2 separate regions of the Homo sapiens genome follow, and region 1 is linked to region 2. Evidence: chromatin contacts called from ENCODE Hi-C or POLR2A ChIA-PET data. All regions are on one chromosome and are shown on one strand. The core of a region is the stretch at or near the end of the contact, and the rest is flanking DNA. Distances in the headings are between cores, read along the strand shown.

What was found. A loop is a pair of places that touch in the nucleus more often than their neighbours do. ChIA-PET counts read pairs that join two places held with the same protein, here RNA polymerase II (POLR2A). Pooled maps may share reads with other maps.
Region 1: a loop to region 2 is called in a map of heart left ventricle, with 4 times the contacts of the local background. The contact joins two enhancer-like sites. A Hi-C loop is called at or near these places in 23 of 168 maps with a recorded cell type or tissue (CD14-positive monocyte, HepG2, Right ventricle myocardium inferior and 6 more) and 16 of 50 pooled maps. POLR2A ChIA-PET finds 5 or more read pairs at or near these places in 12 of 52 experiments (A549, BJ, Caco-2 and 9 more).

Annotation. Positions count from the first base shown.
Region 1 is chr17:43,644,981-43,652,414 of GRCh38, forward strand. All of the region lies in intron 1 of MEOX1 (mesenchyme homeobox 1), which reads right to left. Among named protein-coding and RNA genes, the nearest start is that of MEOX1, 13 kb to the right of the region's middle. RefSeq lists an enhancer at 7,113-7,434. Within about 2 kb of position 1,296, at least 24 of the 41 ENCODE cell types and tissues checked have a DNase peak (open chromatin) inside an H3K27ac peak, as active enhancers do; they include gastrocnemius medialis, heart left ventricle, heart right ventricle and 1 more, where a contact is called at or near this core.
Region 2 is chr17:43,588,192-43,596,032 of GRCh38, forward strand. No RefSeq gene overlaps it. Among named protein-coding and RNA genes, the nearest start is that of ETV4, 46 kb to the left of the region's middle. RefSeq lists an enhancer at 3,992-4,491. Within about 2 kb of position 3,745, at least 21 of the 41 ENCODE cell types and tissues checked have a DNase peak (open chromatin) inside an H3K27ac peak, as active enhancers do; they include gastrocnemius medialis, heart left ventricle, heart right ventricle and 1 more, where a contact is called at or near this core.

The DNA of each region.
Region 1 (7,434 bases), core at 46-2,545, 54 kb after region 2:
TTATCTCTTGAGCAGACGGGTGGGAGGCAGCTCTACCTTCACTTTAATGAATGGAGGTGGTGGGTGGAGAGGAGGTGGGAAGAAGACCACACACTTACACAATTAACTCGCAATGCATGCCACGTGGCCAGGGAATGGCTGCAGGAGCCCGGGGCTCTAACATTTAAAAGACGTTTGCTTCATTAATTATCTTTTTTTTTTTTTTTTTTTTTTTGAGATGGAGTCTCGCTCTGTCGCCAAGGCTAGAGTGCAGTGGTGCGATCTCGGCTCACTGCAAGCTCCGCCTCCCGGGTTCACACCATTCTCCTGCCTCCGCCTCCCGAGTAGCTGGGACTACAGGCGCCCGCCACCACGCCCGGCAAATTTTTTTGTATTTTTAGTAGAGACGACGTTTCACTGTGATAGCCAGGATGATCTCGATCTCCTGACCTCGTGATCTGCCCGCCTTGGCCTCCCAAAGTGCTGGGATTACAGGCGTGAGCCACTGCGCCCGGTCCATTTTCCTCATTTTATAGACATGGAGGCTGTGGCTCCGAGTGAGGTGCTTTACCGAAACCTGCGGCCCAACGTCCTGCTCCCTGAAAGACCCATCTCTGCCTTGCCGGCGAGGAGTGTTGGAAGGAGGGATCTTCTGTTTTCAGAGGCCGGGTCTAAGCTACCTGGGGGACTGGGCTGGGGAATTCAGACCCCCTAGTGTAAAGCAGAGAAGCCGCCTATGCAGTCGGCTAAGCAGCCGCATTGGGAGTGGGTGGCGAGGCAGGAACCCCACATTAACCCGGCGATCCACTTTGGAGCTTTGAGCCTAGCTGGTTCCCCTCCCAGCACCCCCCTCTATTGCTTTCCACTCAATCCCTTTGTATTTCAGTTTCCCCGTCCTCCGCCTCCGCGCCCCACTGCCTTGGGCTGGGCGACTCTCTAGCAGGAGGCGCACGGTAAAGTGATTTGGGCGCCTGGCCCACCTCGCGCTGCGCGTCCGTGGCCTCCGCCGGGGGATGGAAGGGGAGTGGGTGCCACCGTTCCGGGAACTCGAGAAGGCGGGGGAGGGGCCCGATAGTCCCGGTGCCCGGGTCAGGGGTGTCGTGGCACCCTGGCCCGGGGGTCCGCGTCCGATCCGGGTTGGCCGCCCGCGGGGCGCGCCCGGGGAGCAGGGCAGGGGGCCGAGTTCCTGGCGCGGGCTGCCTGCCCGGCGGCCTCTGGCTCCAGGCCGGAGAAGGCAGGTCCAGACCCCTCCGGAAGCGGGAGCGTGGGCAGCAGGGAAGGACGCGCAGCCCCGGGCCGGGGTCCCCGAGGAGCCCTCCGGCCTTGGCCGCCGCCAGCGCCGCGCCCCCTCCTGGCAGCGGGCCGGGGAGGGTCGGTCACGAGCGGATGACGGGCTTCCCGGAGCACAGCCCGGCCCACGGGCCCGGAGAGAGGCAGGAAACCCGGGCTTAGACGACGGGCGCGGTCGGGGACTGGTTTCCCAATCTTCTCCCGTCCCGAGGCTTAGTGTTTCCCAGCCCTTCCTTTCCACGGTTGCGGGGAGTGGATAGCCCAGAGGACCGCAGAGGCTTGAATCCTGAATCTCCATGCTGGAGACTTTGAGGAAGTCACTTAGCCTCTCTGGGCGTCAGTCTCCTCATCAAGAAATTGAGGAAATTTCACCTACCTCCTAGGGTTATTGGAAGACCGAACGAGTTAATATGTGTGTGCAACATGCTATTAAAATCTAAAAGTGGCCAGGCAAGGTGGCTCACGCCTGTAATCCCAGCACTTTGGGAAGCTGAGGCGGGCGGATCACCTGAGATCGGGAGTTCGCGACCAGCCTGACCAACATGGAGAAACACCGTCTCTACTAAAAATACAAACAACAACAAAAAATTAGCTGGGCGTGGTGGCTCATGCCTGTAATCCCAGCTACTCGGGAGGCTGAGGCAGGAGAATCGTTTGAACCTGGGAGGCGGAGGTTGCGGTGAGCCGAGATTGCGCCATTGCTCTCCAGCCTGGGCAACGAGAGCAAAACTCCGTCTCAAAAAAAAGAAAAATCTAAAAGTGCTGGACAAATATATTCTCCAATTTATCAGCTCCACGAGATGCCATTGAAGGGCTGGGATAGAAACAGATGCACTTCTTGAAGGTTTCTGTGTGTGCCCAGAGGCATCTGCGGCTTTAACCTCACCACACAGCGGCCTATGAGTGGATACTGTTCTTACCCCCTTTAGCACTCTTAACATGGGTTTGTGTGATAATTTGATTAATAGCTGTCTCCCCAGGGAAACACTTTTTCTCACCCTAGCATCTAGCCATAGTTGCTTCTGTACCTGGCACAACTGACCCCTACCGCGCCCCCAACCAGTTCTGCACATAATTCTCCTAGAGAGAAGAGGAAAAAGTACTTGCTAAGTATTTGCTAAATAATCCTGTTATACAGAAGAGCCAGCCTCAGACAGGCCCAGGAAATTGCCCAGTGTGCCTGACAGCTTTTAGGTGACAGAAGGGAGATTTGAACCCAGATCCATCTGATTAGAGCCAAGGCTCTCCATATCTCCTGGCTGGCTGGCTCAGGTTGGGGCCTGGAGCTGGACCATGGCAGCTGGGCTTGTCACCCCTTCCAGAGGTCCTGGGGTCACCACCCTGTTTGCTACCCACATCTACCCTCCTCCAAGACCTGCTTAGGTGTGCACAGGTGCCCCATGATGTCCCCCAAATAACTTCCCCCACCCCAGTTCTGCAAATAGGGCAGCTGACTACTGCCAGCCAAGCTATGCCCCATCCCTGGCCACCTCTCCTCTCCTGTCTCTTATTGCCCTGATTTAGCCTCTGGGGTTCCAGTGCCGATTTCCAGCAGAGGAAACAGGAAGAAGAAGTCTGGGTTGGGAACTGACGGTCTCAGCTAACTCCCTGTGTGAACCTGGGGGCAATACCTACTAATGGTGGGTGGGATGGATATTGGCTCTGGGAGGGCGGTTGTCCCTTGTCAACTTCCCAGAGTGGGATCAACGTTCACCACTGTTGGAAATGATGAAGGGACCAGAAGTATGGGAAGCAAGCTATGAAAGTTGAAGTGGAAGTTACGCTCTCTTTGTTCTGCAACAGTATTACAAATTGCAATATATTCAGCAAGATGGAAACACTATGAGCACTTGCATGCCGTTTCTGGGAGCTGTTCGGTCACCCTGCTCATGGGCACAGTTCCTGTGCACCCTGCCACATGAAAGTAACTCATGCTGGGTGGGGCGCAGGTGGCTCAGGCCTGTAATCCCAGCACTTTGGGAGGCCGAGGCGGGCGGATCATAAGGTCAGGAGATCGAGACCATCCTGGCTAACATGGTGAAACCCCGTCTCTACTAAAAATACAAAAAATTAGCCAGGCGTGGTGGCGGGCGCCTGTAGTCCCAGCTACTGGGAAGGCTGAGGCAGGAGAATGGCATGAACCTGGGAGGCGGAGCTTGCAGTGAGCCACGAGTACCACTGCACTCCAGCCTGGGCAACAGAGAAAGACTCTGTCTCAAAAAAAAAAAAAAAAAGAAAAGAAAAAGAAACTAACTCATGCTTCCCAAGATGGTCTGTTCCCAGGATAGTACAACTTTGTTAGGGAGGCTTCCTCTCCTCTGTGGGCCTCAGTTTCCCCATGTGTAGAAGTATGGGATTGGACCGGATTCTGTTTCTGCCAGGGAGCTGGTGTCAGAATTCCTTCCTGGAACATAAGCCTTGATGCCCTACACTCCCTACTCTCTCTTCCATTGAGAACCCTTAGCCTTGATGAAGTCTGAGGCTCTTCCAACTTCACGTATTCTTGTCTCAGCTCCTAGTTCCTCCCTTCAGTCAGATCTGAGGTCTTGCTGTGTGCTCTGTTCCAAAGCCCTCCCCAGCCTTCCCACAGCTCAATGATCAGGGCTCTGCTGGGCCGTTTCTCTCTCCCTGCCTTGAGCTGTGTGGAGGGAAGTTATATATGCAGACGTGTCGGAGGACCTGTTGGTGAACCTGGGCCTTAGCACTCATAGGTGAGTGAGGCACCGAGGAAGAGCTTTTGGATCTTGGGCAAGTCCTTTAGGTTCTTGGAGCTTCAATTTCCTCATTTGCAAAGCAGGAATAGCTACACCCGCTGTGCTTATCAGGCTGAGAAGTAACAGGAGCTGGATAGCGGGCGTTAACACCTAGCACAGTGCCTGGCATGTCACTGAAGCTCTGTTCACAAGAACCATCAGAAAGAGTTCTATTGGAGATTATATCTGAGATGACTCACGGGCAGAGTTAGAGCACTATGCTCCTTAAGGCACCACATCTCCAGACCTGTGTGAAAGGGTTATCTTTTAAATGTCTGGCCTTTCAGCTTTTTTTTTTTTTTTTTTTTTTTTGAGGCTGAGTCTCACTTTGGTCACCCAGGCTGGAGATTGGTCACTGCAATGGCGGGATCTCGGCTCACCGCAACCTCTGCCTCCTGGGTTCAAGCGATTCTCCTGCCTCAGCCTCTGGAGTAGCTGGGATTATGGGTGCCTGCCGCCACACTAGGCTAATTTTTGTATTTTTAGTAGAGATGGGGTTTCTCCACGTTGGCCAGGCTCGTCTCGAACTCCTGACCTCAGGTGATCCACCTGCCTCGGCCTCCCAAAGTGCTGAGATTACAGGCATGAGCCACTGCACCTGGCCTAGGCCACTATTGCTGCAGCCTTCAGAGTTCCACAATTCCAGGCACAACAACTAGATGTGTCACATGGCAATCCACATCACTCCTGCGCTGCTTCTCTCTTGGGGGCCGCAGATGCCTCTTCCAGAACTGCGGAGGGAGGATGCTGGCCCTCAGTGGGCTGCCTCTGTGATTAGGAAGGAGTTGCCCCACCCCAGCCCCTGCATAGCCCTCACCCTCTGCTGGAGCAGGGCTGTGAGGGAACAGTCAAATGCCCAGAGAAATGCAAACGGTGTGCATGTGATTGCGGTTTCCACCATGAGCTTCCACACCATCCAGGGCAAATTATTTCATATGTAGCTGCCACATTTGGCAGGCCTTCGTAAAGTGAGCAGACAGCTTTATCAGAGCTACAGGGAGGTTCAGACAGACCCATCCCTGTCTGAACATTTCTGGAGTTCTGTACTCTACAGTCCAACTCTGAGGGCACCAGTTTACATAAATTAATATCCAAATCAGACAGGATGCCAAATGCCTCACATTCAAATAGCACTGTGCAGTTGACAAGGGATTTCTTTCCTCCAAAGAGAACTTCTTTTAGGCTTTCACAGATACTACAGAATCATAGAAAGTAGAGGTGGGAGGGACTTAGAGATGATCAATGTCACCTTTTCATTTTATAGGTGAGCTTAGAGAAGGTAAGGAACTCCTGTAAGGACACACGGCAAGTTAGGGGCAGAATTGGGCCTAGAACCCAGATTTTCTTGTTAGGAAGCTCTTTCCACCCTATTGGGCTGTCTCCTATTTTATCCTCTTAATTATTCCATTAGGTAGGTAAGGTACACATTAGCCCGTTGAACATATGAGCAATTAAGATCCAGAGACTAAATGACTTGCCCAAGGCCCCTGGGACCAGTCTAGGGCTATAGCCTCATGTCACGCTGCCCTCGGGGGAGGATGAGTATGGAGGCTGTGCCTATCTTAGGGACATTGTCTGAGTCTGGGTTCAGATCTCTCTCCCTGGGACTCCCCAGAGAGGGAAAAAGAAGGGAATATTTGGAGCATGACATCAGTAGGTGAAACCTTGGCAAATCCTCGGAAAACGGTGTCTGTGGCTTCCTGCACTGTCACAGCATAGACACTTTGATGTCCCCGTAAGCTCTCCTACTTTCAGCCTCAGAAGGAGGGGTCAAAGCCCGTCGAAATAGACAAGACTGGGATGGAGCCAGCCCGAGACTGGTTGGATGTTCACATCCAGGATCTCCCTGGCTTCCTGGGGTTGGCCTGACTGTCTCACTGAGCCCTGCCCCACCCCAGTGTCCAGGCCCTTTTCCTCTCCTGTAGGTGCCTAAAGAGACATCGGCAGGGCTCCCAGCCTCTCTGGGGCCAGGGAATTCAAGGGATATTTCATGGGAGAGAGGCAGGTTCTTCTGGAATGAAAATGCGTAATGCTGGCTGGGCGCGGTGGCTCACACCTGTAATCCCAGCACTTTGGGAGGCCGAGGCGGGTGGATCACGAGATCAGGAGATCGAGACCATCCTGGCTAATATGGTGAAACCCCATCTCCACTAAAAATACAAAAAAATTAGCCGGGTGTGGTGGCGGGTGCCTGTAGTCCCAGCTACTCGGGAGGCTGAGGCAGGAGAATGGCATGAAACTGGGAGGCCGAGCTTGCAGGAAGCCTAGATCGTGCCACTGCACTCCAGCCTGGGCGACAGAGTGAGACTCCGTCTCAGAAAAAAAAGTCTGGTGCTATAGTCTTTGCTGAGAGTCCCAGGCGGGGTGGGTTGGTGAGGGGGAAGCGCAGCAGCTTTCAAGAGGGGATGGGGAGAGGCATGGGTAGTTCTGGGTTTTGTTTATAAGTTCCATATGTCACCCTCAGCTGTCACCAAAGGAAGTGTGGGCTTGAGACCCAGGCCCACTGCTCACGCTGTTCCTGTACCTCTGCATGCAAGAAAAACAAGGGGGAAAAAAAAAGAAAAGAAAAGGAAGGGGGTGGGTCCTGGCCAGAGGCCAGGGAGCCAAATTGGGTGAGAAGCCCAAGTTATGGGCAGAGAGGGAGTTGGGGAAAAGGGCCAGCTCTGGAGGTCTGCAGGGGCTGTGAGTCCTGTCTCTCAGGCAGAAAGGATTCTCTGCCTCTGAGTTATCCCCCCTCCCTGGGCCCAAGTGCCCGTGATTTATTCAAGCCAGAGAAATAGGTGAGCGGGCAGGAATCCTGAGTCCCTAGCATGGGAGAGTGGCGGAGCAGAGCTGAGGTGACCCCTGGGCTGACCTTCTTACAGCTCACGGGCTCATTGGATCTTTCCCTCTTCGATGTTGGTCAGGATCCTGCTGCCTCAGCAGAAACGGACTTTCTCCAGAGTTTCCGACTATACCTGATCAGGGGCCTGAGCAGGCCCAGGCGTGGGATTTGTGCTGGAGCCTCTGAGTTCAGATGGTGGCCGAGGCCTGGGTCCTGCTTTGGGCTCTGAGCTTTCTTTGCTTGTCAGAAGAGGAGGTCAGGAGCTCTAATCAGGAGGCCGGGGATGCCCAGAGGGATACTGGCTGAGTGTGGAGTTGCTGTCTCCCCTCCCACGCTGGCCACTCTGGACCATAAAACTTCTTCCTCACTAGGGGTTCTGGACATGGACTCGGGACAAGAGGAGCTGCTGCAGCGGTGCACCCCTCAAACCACACCCCACCCAGCACTGCCACAACCCTAAGCCAGTAGCATCGTCAGAGTCAGGCAGGCCCGGCTGACAGCAGGGGGCAAAGACTTCAGCAGAGCTCAGGACACTTTGGCCTGTTTTTGAACGTGGGAAACCTGATGCAGCCAGCCAGCATCAGGGGA
Region 2 (7,841 bases), core at 2,495-4,994:
CGTGGGTTCTAAGATGGGCAGCTGCCAGTAAAGACTGGGCCCTGGGGTTCAGTTCCCTTGGTTCCCTGGCTGACTGCAGCCCCAAGCAGCCTGGACAAAACAGCTGTGGGCAGATACTTCCTGTCCCTCAGGAATTGTTGCATGAGGTTTTGGTTTGGCTTCTTTAGGAAATTAGGTCTCCCTTCATCCACTGGTGTTTCTTTGTTGAACAGCTGTCATCAGCCAGCCACCAAACGTGACAGAATTGGGTTTCTCACACTGTTGCCCAGGCTGGGGTGCAGTGGTGCAAACATGGCTTACTGCACCCTCAATCTCCCAGGCTCAAGTGATCCTCTCATCTCAGCCCCACCAAGTAGTTAGGATTACAGGTGTGCACCACCACACCTGGCTAATTTTTGTACTTTTTGTAGAGAAGGGGTTTCACCATGTTGCCCAGGCTGGCCTCAAACTCCTGAACTCAAGTGATCTGCTTTCCTTGGCCTCCCAAAGTGCTGCAATTACAAGCACCGGCCTGGCTTCTAAATGTCTTCTAAAGCCTGCCCTCCTCTGCATCCCCACTGCCCTGCTTGTCAGCCCTGCTCTCTTCTGACTGTCCTCCTGCCTCCAGCCCCACCCCTTTCCACACCAGCCTTCACAGTGCCACCAGGGTCACCTGGACAAAGTGCACATATCCCCTTGGTGTTTCCCTGCTCAACTCTCCAGTGCCCTCGGCACGGAGTCCCAATGCAAAGGCAGTTTCACCAATGCCCTGACCTGACAGACTTTCTCCTTGATCAAACCTGAGTCAGGGTCCTCTGGGTCCTCTTTTTGACAGCATCTTGACCTTGGGCTGTGTCCTTGGGCAATTTAGTCCAGTTGTAGCATGAATCCTGCCAGGCCCATTTAGCAAAAATCCCCTATCCTTCCTATCTGATGAAATTCCTCATCCTCCACCCTTGATATCGCATCACCCTGGCCTGCCTTCAGCAGGAATCCCCTGGCCTGAATGCTTCTCCTTAGTGATTTTCCATCCACTGACCCCACCCTGTTCCTTGGCTATAAATCTCCACTTGTCCTTGTTGTCTTTGATCGCTTTTCCCTATTGCCAAACCCCAGTGTAGCAGCCCCGCCCCCCTTAAATAAGATCTTCCTTACTGTCTTTAATAAGTGTTAAGAATAATTTTTTCTCAGCCGGGCACGGTGGTTCATGCTTGCAATCCCAGCACTTTGGGAGGCTGAGGCGGGTGGATCAGCTGAGGTCAGGAGTTTGAGACCAGCCTGCCCAACATGGTGAAAACCCATCTCTACTAAAAATATAAAAACTAAAGGCGGGCGTGGTGGTTCGTGCCTGTAAGCCCAGCACTTTGGGAGGCTGAGGCAGGAGGATCACAAGGTCAGAAGATCGAGACCATCCTGGCTAACATGGTGAAACCCCGTCTCTACTAAAAATACAAAAAATTAGCCTGGTGTGGTGGCGGGCGCCTGTAGTCCCAGCTACTCAGGAGGCTGAGGCAGGAGAATGGCGTGAACCCAGGAGGCGGAGCTTGCAGTGAGCCGAGATCGCGCCATTGCACTCCAGCCTGGGTGAGAGTGTGAGACTCTGTCTCAAAAAAAAAAAAAAACCATATATATATATATAGTTTATATATATGGTTTATATATATAGTTTATAGTTTATATATATGGTTTATATATATAGTTTTTATATATATAGTTTATATATACATATATATATAAACTAGCCGGGGGTGGTGGTGGATGCCTGTAATCCCAGCTACTCGGGAGGCTGAGGCAGGAGAATTGCTTGAACCCAGGAGACGGAGGTTGCAGTGAGCCAACACGGTGCCACTGGACTCTAGCCTGGGTGACAGAGTGAGACTCTGTCTCAAAAAAAAAGAATAATTTTTTCTTTAACAGAACAAATTGCCTCCCTGAGTCGGACCAGCTGCCCGTGGATCCTACGCTGCAGTCACACCAGACTCCTCATGTTGTGGGGTAAGTGTGTCCCCTTTCTTTCCTGCTTCTGTCTTTATACACACAGTCCCTTTCCTTTGATACGTTTTCTCCTCTCGTCTGCCTCTGAGCCAGCCCCAAGAGTCTTCTCCGTGCTTCCTGACTCCTCTCTGCTTAGCTGTTACCCCATTTGTTCCTCTGCACCATAGTTAAACCTATTTACAGGTCTGTGTCCCCCACCAAACTGTGAGCTCCTTGAAGGCAGGCGATGTCCATTTTGTATCCCCCCGAAAACCATCCCCCTACCCCCAGTACAGACTCTGGCACAAAATAGGCATTAAGTAAATGAATGAAGGAATGAATGGATGGAAAGGATGCCATTGTAGGGGGGAAAGAGTAATATCTATTACTTTTATTTAAAAAAAACTTTTAATTTCCACTTCTAGGCATATATCTTTTCCTTATCTGTCACAAAGTTCATGGCTTGAGATCCCTATAACAAAAGATAGATTAACAAGAGAAAAGCATACACATTTATATAATAAGTTTCCGTGACATGGGAGATGAAGACCCAGGGAAATAGGGAATACTGTGTATATTTTATGCTTAGGTTTAATGAGGAGTAGAGCGTTGTGTAGAAACATGATGGACGAGGCCAGGCGTGGTGGCTCACGCCTGTAATCCCAGCACTTTGGGAGGCCGAGGCGGGTGGATCACTTGAGGTCAGGAGTTCAACACCAGCCTGGCCAACAGGATGAAACCCCGTCTCTACTAAAAATACAAACAATTAGCTGGGCATGGTAGCGCACGCCTGTAATCCCAGCTACTCGGGAGGCTGAGACAGGAGAATTGCTGGAACCCAGGAGGTAGAGGTTGCAGTGAGCGGAGAACACACTACTGCACTCCAGCCTGGGAGACAGAGCGAGACTCCATCTCAAAAAAAAAAAAGAAGAAGAAATATGATGGAAGAAAGGGGGTATGATCTAATAGTAATCAACTTGGGGGAGCTTAGCAAGGCCTGTTTCTTCAGATTCTTCTCTGCTTCTTCATTCCTTTCCTCTGGATATAGGGAGGACCCCTCTGGAATGAGGGTCTTATGACCTACTTTAGAAGAAAGACAGAAAATTCTTTCATGATCTGCTTCAGGGGAGAATAGTAGCAGCAAGTCAGAGAGATCTTCCTCCTTCTGCTGCTTTTGCCGAGGTGCTGTATTTTGGGGTAGCATGTCCTGAACTCCATCACCATCTTGTTTGCCCCTTTAGGATCTGCCAGCAAGATTTTGAGCAAAATCCTAATCTCTGGCCTCATTTTAGAGCTTGTAGCATCAGGTTTGGAGGCTAGGGGTTCCTGGTGCCCCAGCACCAGAGAGGAGGGTGAGAAGGCCACCTTGGGAGAGCTGGGCCATTTCAGGGGAGGAAATTAAAACTAAATTGCATTAATTGGTTTTCATATTGAACCCTGCTTCTTAAGTGTGCTAAATGTCTGGTTAAACAAATAGCTAAAAAGATAGAATCACTTTGCTATCATTTTTTGTGGTAAGGGAAAAGACAAAAAAACAAAGATGTTGATTTAAGATATAGCCTAGGGCTGGGGGGCTGGGGGAAACCTGGTGAAGGCTCCTGTTGTTTGGGGTCGGAGGTCGCAGGAGCAGCGGCTGCCTGGGGATCAGGCTCAAGGTTCTGGAATGATGGAAAAACCTGGCCTGACGCTTTTCCTCAGCGGACCCTTCACTGGCTAACAGGAGCCAGCTGAGCGAACACAGAGGCGCTGTAACCGGCGCAGATCCCAGCTTCCTCTGAAATTTCCAGGCCTCTTTTTTCCTGTCGGATTCCAGACAGATGAAATTTTCCTGGCCCCGGCCCATTCCTGGCAGCATCTCCCCTCTGAATCATCATAAATCAGGGCTTGGCGGGGAGCGGTGGGATTTTCCTGATTTTCCTGATCGACACGCTGCTGCCCTGGTAAAATGGGGCTCCGTTTCCAAGGCTAAAAATAGCTCTGGGGTGCTTGCCTGAGTTCTCCCCATCGCAAGTTGCTGCTTCGTATTGTAAATATTCATATCTGTCTATGATTATTATTTCATCGAGAAGGGCTGTGGACGTGCAGATGCGGGCCGCTGGGGGCCTCGGTGGTCTGAAGTGACACCATTGTTCACAGGATCATATGCGGGGGCCTGTGCATTCCTCAAAGCCTCCATCATCCAAGGAGCCCCCAATTAATTTCAATACAAACACCGGATATGGCCTCCCCCGCGCCTTTGCAGCCATAACACATGAGGTCATGCTGCTTTGGTTAACCCGAGGAGTTGCAGAGTGAGATGGGGAGGCTTCTAGGCCCCAGGGGAGGCCTGGGGTATCTGCCCTGCCTGGTTTAGGCGAGGCTGTTTACTGCAATGGGGTCTACGGCACACCCACACTCTCTCGCCTTCCTTCACTCAGAAACTGAAATCTCTGATTCCCGATGTCTCTTCCCAGCCACTCTCCCCATCTCTAGCCACTTGGCTGCCAACCCACCACCCACCCCTGTGGTTCTTTGCAAACTCCTTACCCTCCGTGCTCTTGCATACACAGCTTCATTCACCTGGGGCATCTTTTTACCTCTTCATCAGGCTCCTTCTGGAAGATTCACCTCAGGAGTTTCTTCCTTCAGGAAGCATTTCCTGATCACTCCATTCAGGGTTAAGTACTGTTTTCTTGGCTGGGAGCAGTGGCTCATGCCTGTAGTCTTGGTACTTTGGAAGACGGAGGCAGGCGGATCACTTGAGCTCAGGAGTTCGAGACCAGTCTGGCCAACATGGTGAAACCACATCTTTACTAAAAATACAAAAATTAGCTGGGCACAGTGGTGCATGCCTGTAATCCCAGCTACTCGGGAGGCCGAGGCAGGAGAATCGCTTGAACACAGAAGGTGGAGGTTGCAGTGAGCCGAGATTGCGCCAATGCATTCCAGCCTGGGTGACAGAGTGAGACTCCATCTCAACAACAACAACAAAATTAAATTTAAAAAAAAAGTACTTGCTGGGCGTGGTGGCTCGCGCCTGTAATCCCAGCGCTTGGGGAGGCCGAGGCTGGTGGATCACCTAAGGTCAGGAGTTCAAGACCAGCCTGGCCAACATGGTGAAATCCCATCTCTACTAAAAATACAAAAAAGTAGCTGGGCATGGTGGCAGGCGCCTGTGATCCCAGCTACTCAGGAGGCTGAGTCAGGAGAACTGCTTGAACCCGGGAGGCAGAGGTTGCAGTATGCCGAGATCATGCCATTGCACTCCAGCCTGGGCAACAAGAGCAAAATTCCATCTCAAAAAAAAAAAACTACCACTTTCAGCCGGGCAGGGTGGCTCACGCCTATAATCCCAGCACTTTGGGAGGCCGAGGTAGGTGGATCACAAGGTCAGGAGATCGAGACCATCCTGGCTAACACAATGAAACCCCATCTCTACTAAAAATACAAAAAAATTAGCCAGGCGTGGTGGTGGGTGCCTGTAGTCCTAGCTACTCAGGAGGCTGAGGCAGGAGAATGGCGTGAACCTGGGAGGCGGAGCTTGCAGTGAGCCGAGATCACTGCAACTGCACTCCAGCCTGGGCAACAGAGGGAGACTCTGTCTCAAAAAAAAAATTCCACTTTCTCTTCTGTGTTCCTACAGCTTATTGATTCTCAAACATTAGCCCTCATCAGAATCGCATGGAGGGTTTGCTAAAACACCGATTGCTGGGCCCCTCCCAGTTTCAGAATCAATAGGTCTGAAGTAGGGCTTGCACATTTGCATTTCTAACAAGATCTCAGGAGACACTGATGCTGCTACAGCCCCCTGTGATCACTTCCTCCATTGGTGGAACTTACCCTGCTGTGCTGCAATTACCCGCCTTTTTCTTTTCTTTTCTTTTTTTTTTTTTTGTTTGAGACAGGGTCTCACTCTGTCACCCAGGCTGGAGTGCAGTGGCGCCATCTTGGCTCACTGCAACCTCTGCCCCTGGGTTTAAACAATTCTCCTGCCTCAGCCTCCCGAGTAGTTGGGATTACAGGTGCCTGTCACCACACCCGGTTAATTTTTGTATTTTTAGTAGAGACGGGGTTTCACCATGTTGGCCAGGCTGGTCTCAAACTCCTGACCTCAAGTGATCCACCCGCCTCGACCTCCCAAACTGCTGGGATTACAGGCGTGAGCCACCTGTCCGGCCACCTGCTTATTTTTTGTTCCCTCCCACTGGGAGGGCTGGGACTGTCTTTTCCATTTCTCTATCCTACTGCTTGGCAAACAGTGAAGCTGATCACTGGAGGTTTGTTGACTGAATGAATTGTGGATTTGGAACCAACCTGCTAGTTGTAGAGCTCAGTTGAGGGGAGGAGGTCTGCTGGTGAGAGGGCTGGTTCTCAGGGCTTTTGGGGTCATGAGTATGTTACCTGAAAGGGGGCCCAATCCAGATCCCAAGAGAGGATTCTTGGACCTTGCAGAAGAAAGAATTCGGGGCGAGTTTATAGAGTAAAGTGAAAGCAAGTTTATTAAGAAAGTAAACGGGCTGGGCGTGGTGGCTCACTCCTGTAATTCCAGCACTTTGGGAGGCCGAGGAGGCGGATCACCTTAGGTCAGGAGTTCGAGACCAGCCTGATCAATATGGAGAGACCCCATCTCTACTAAAAATACAAAATTAGCCGGGCGTGGTGACTCACGCCTGTAATCCCAGCTACTCAGGAGACTGAGGCAGGAGAATCGCTGGAACCCAGGAGGTGGAGGTGGCAGTGAGCCAAGATCGCGCCATTGCACTCCAACCTGAGCAACAAAAGCAAAACTCCGTCTCAAAAAAAAAAAAAAGAAACTAAATGAATAAAGAATGGATACTGCATAGGCAGAGCGGCGGCATGAGTTGCTTGACTGAGTATGCTTATTGTTCCGGTTTTTTTTTTTTTTTTTTGAGACGGAGTCTCGCTCTGTTGTCCAAGCTGGAGTGCAGTGGTGCAATTCAGCTCACTGCAACCTCCGCCTCCTGGTTTCTAGCAATTCTCCTGCCTCAGCCTCCCAAGTAGTTGGGATTACAGCTGTGCGCCACAACATCAGGCTAATTTTTTATATTTTTAGTAGAGACAGGTTTTCATCATGTTGGCCAGGCTGGTCTTGAACTCCTGACCTCAAGTGATCCTCCTGCCTCAGCCTCCCAAAGTGCTGGGATTACAGGCATGAGCCACCACACCCGGCTATAGTTATTTCTTTATTATATGCTAAAAAGGGATGGATTACTCATGAGTTTCCTGGGAAAAGGGCAGAGATTTCCCAGAACTGAAAGTCCCTACCCTTCTTAGACTATATAGGGTAACTTCCGGAAGGTGCCATGGTATTTGTAAACTGTCATGGTGATGGTAGGAGTGTCTTTTAGCATGCTAATGTATTATAATTAACATATAATGAACAGTGAGGACGACCAGAGATCACTTTCGTGGCCATCTTGGTTTGGGTGGGTTTTGGCCATCTTCTTTACTGCATTCTCTTTTATCAGCAAGGTCTTTGGGACCTGTATCTTGTGCTGATCTTCTGTCTCATCCTGTGACTAAGAATGCCTAACCTCCTGGGAATGCAACCCAGCAGGTCTCAGCCTCATTTTGCCCAGCTGCTACTCAAGATGGCGTTGCTCTGGTTCAAACACCTTTGACAAGTGGGGATCACCCCAACCCCCCCAGGTGAATGAGCACAATTCCCTCTCCCCACGCAAGTCTCCCATAAAGTCCAAAACAAGAGGGTCACTGATTCACAAGTACACAAATACACAAGTCATGAAATTCCATCCTTGTAAAGGATGCCAATCAGAGATGCCAGAAGGAGAAATGGGGAATCAGGATTTTAACTTGATTTTCTTCCTCTGAAACCTGGAAATGCCAAGTGATGAAAGGATACCAGAACCCCGGCCTTTCCTTTGAAT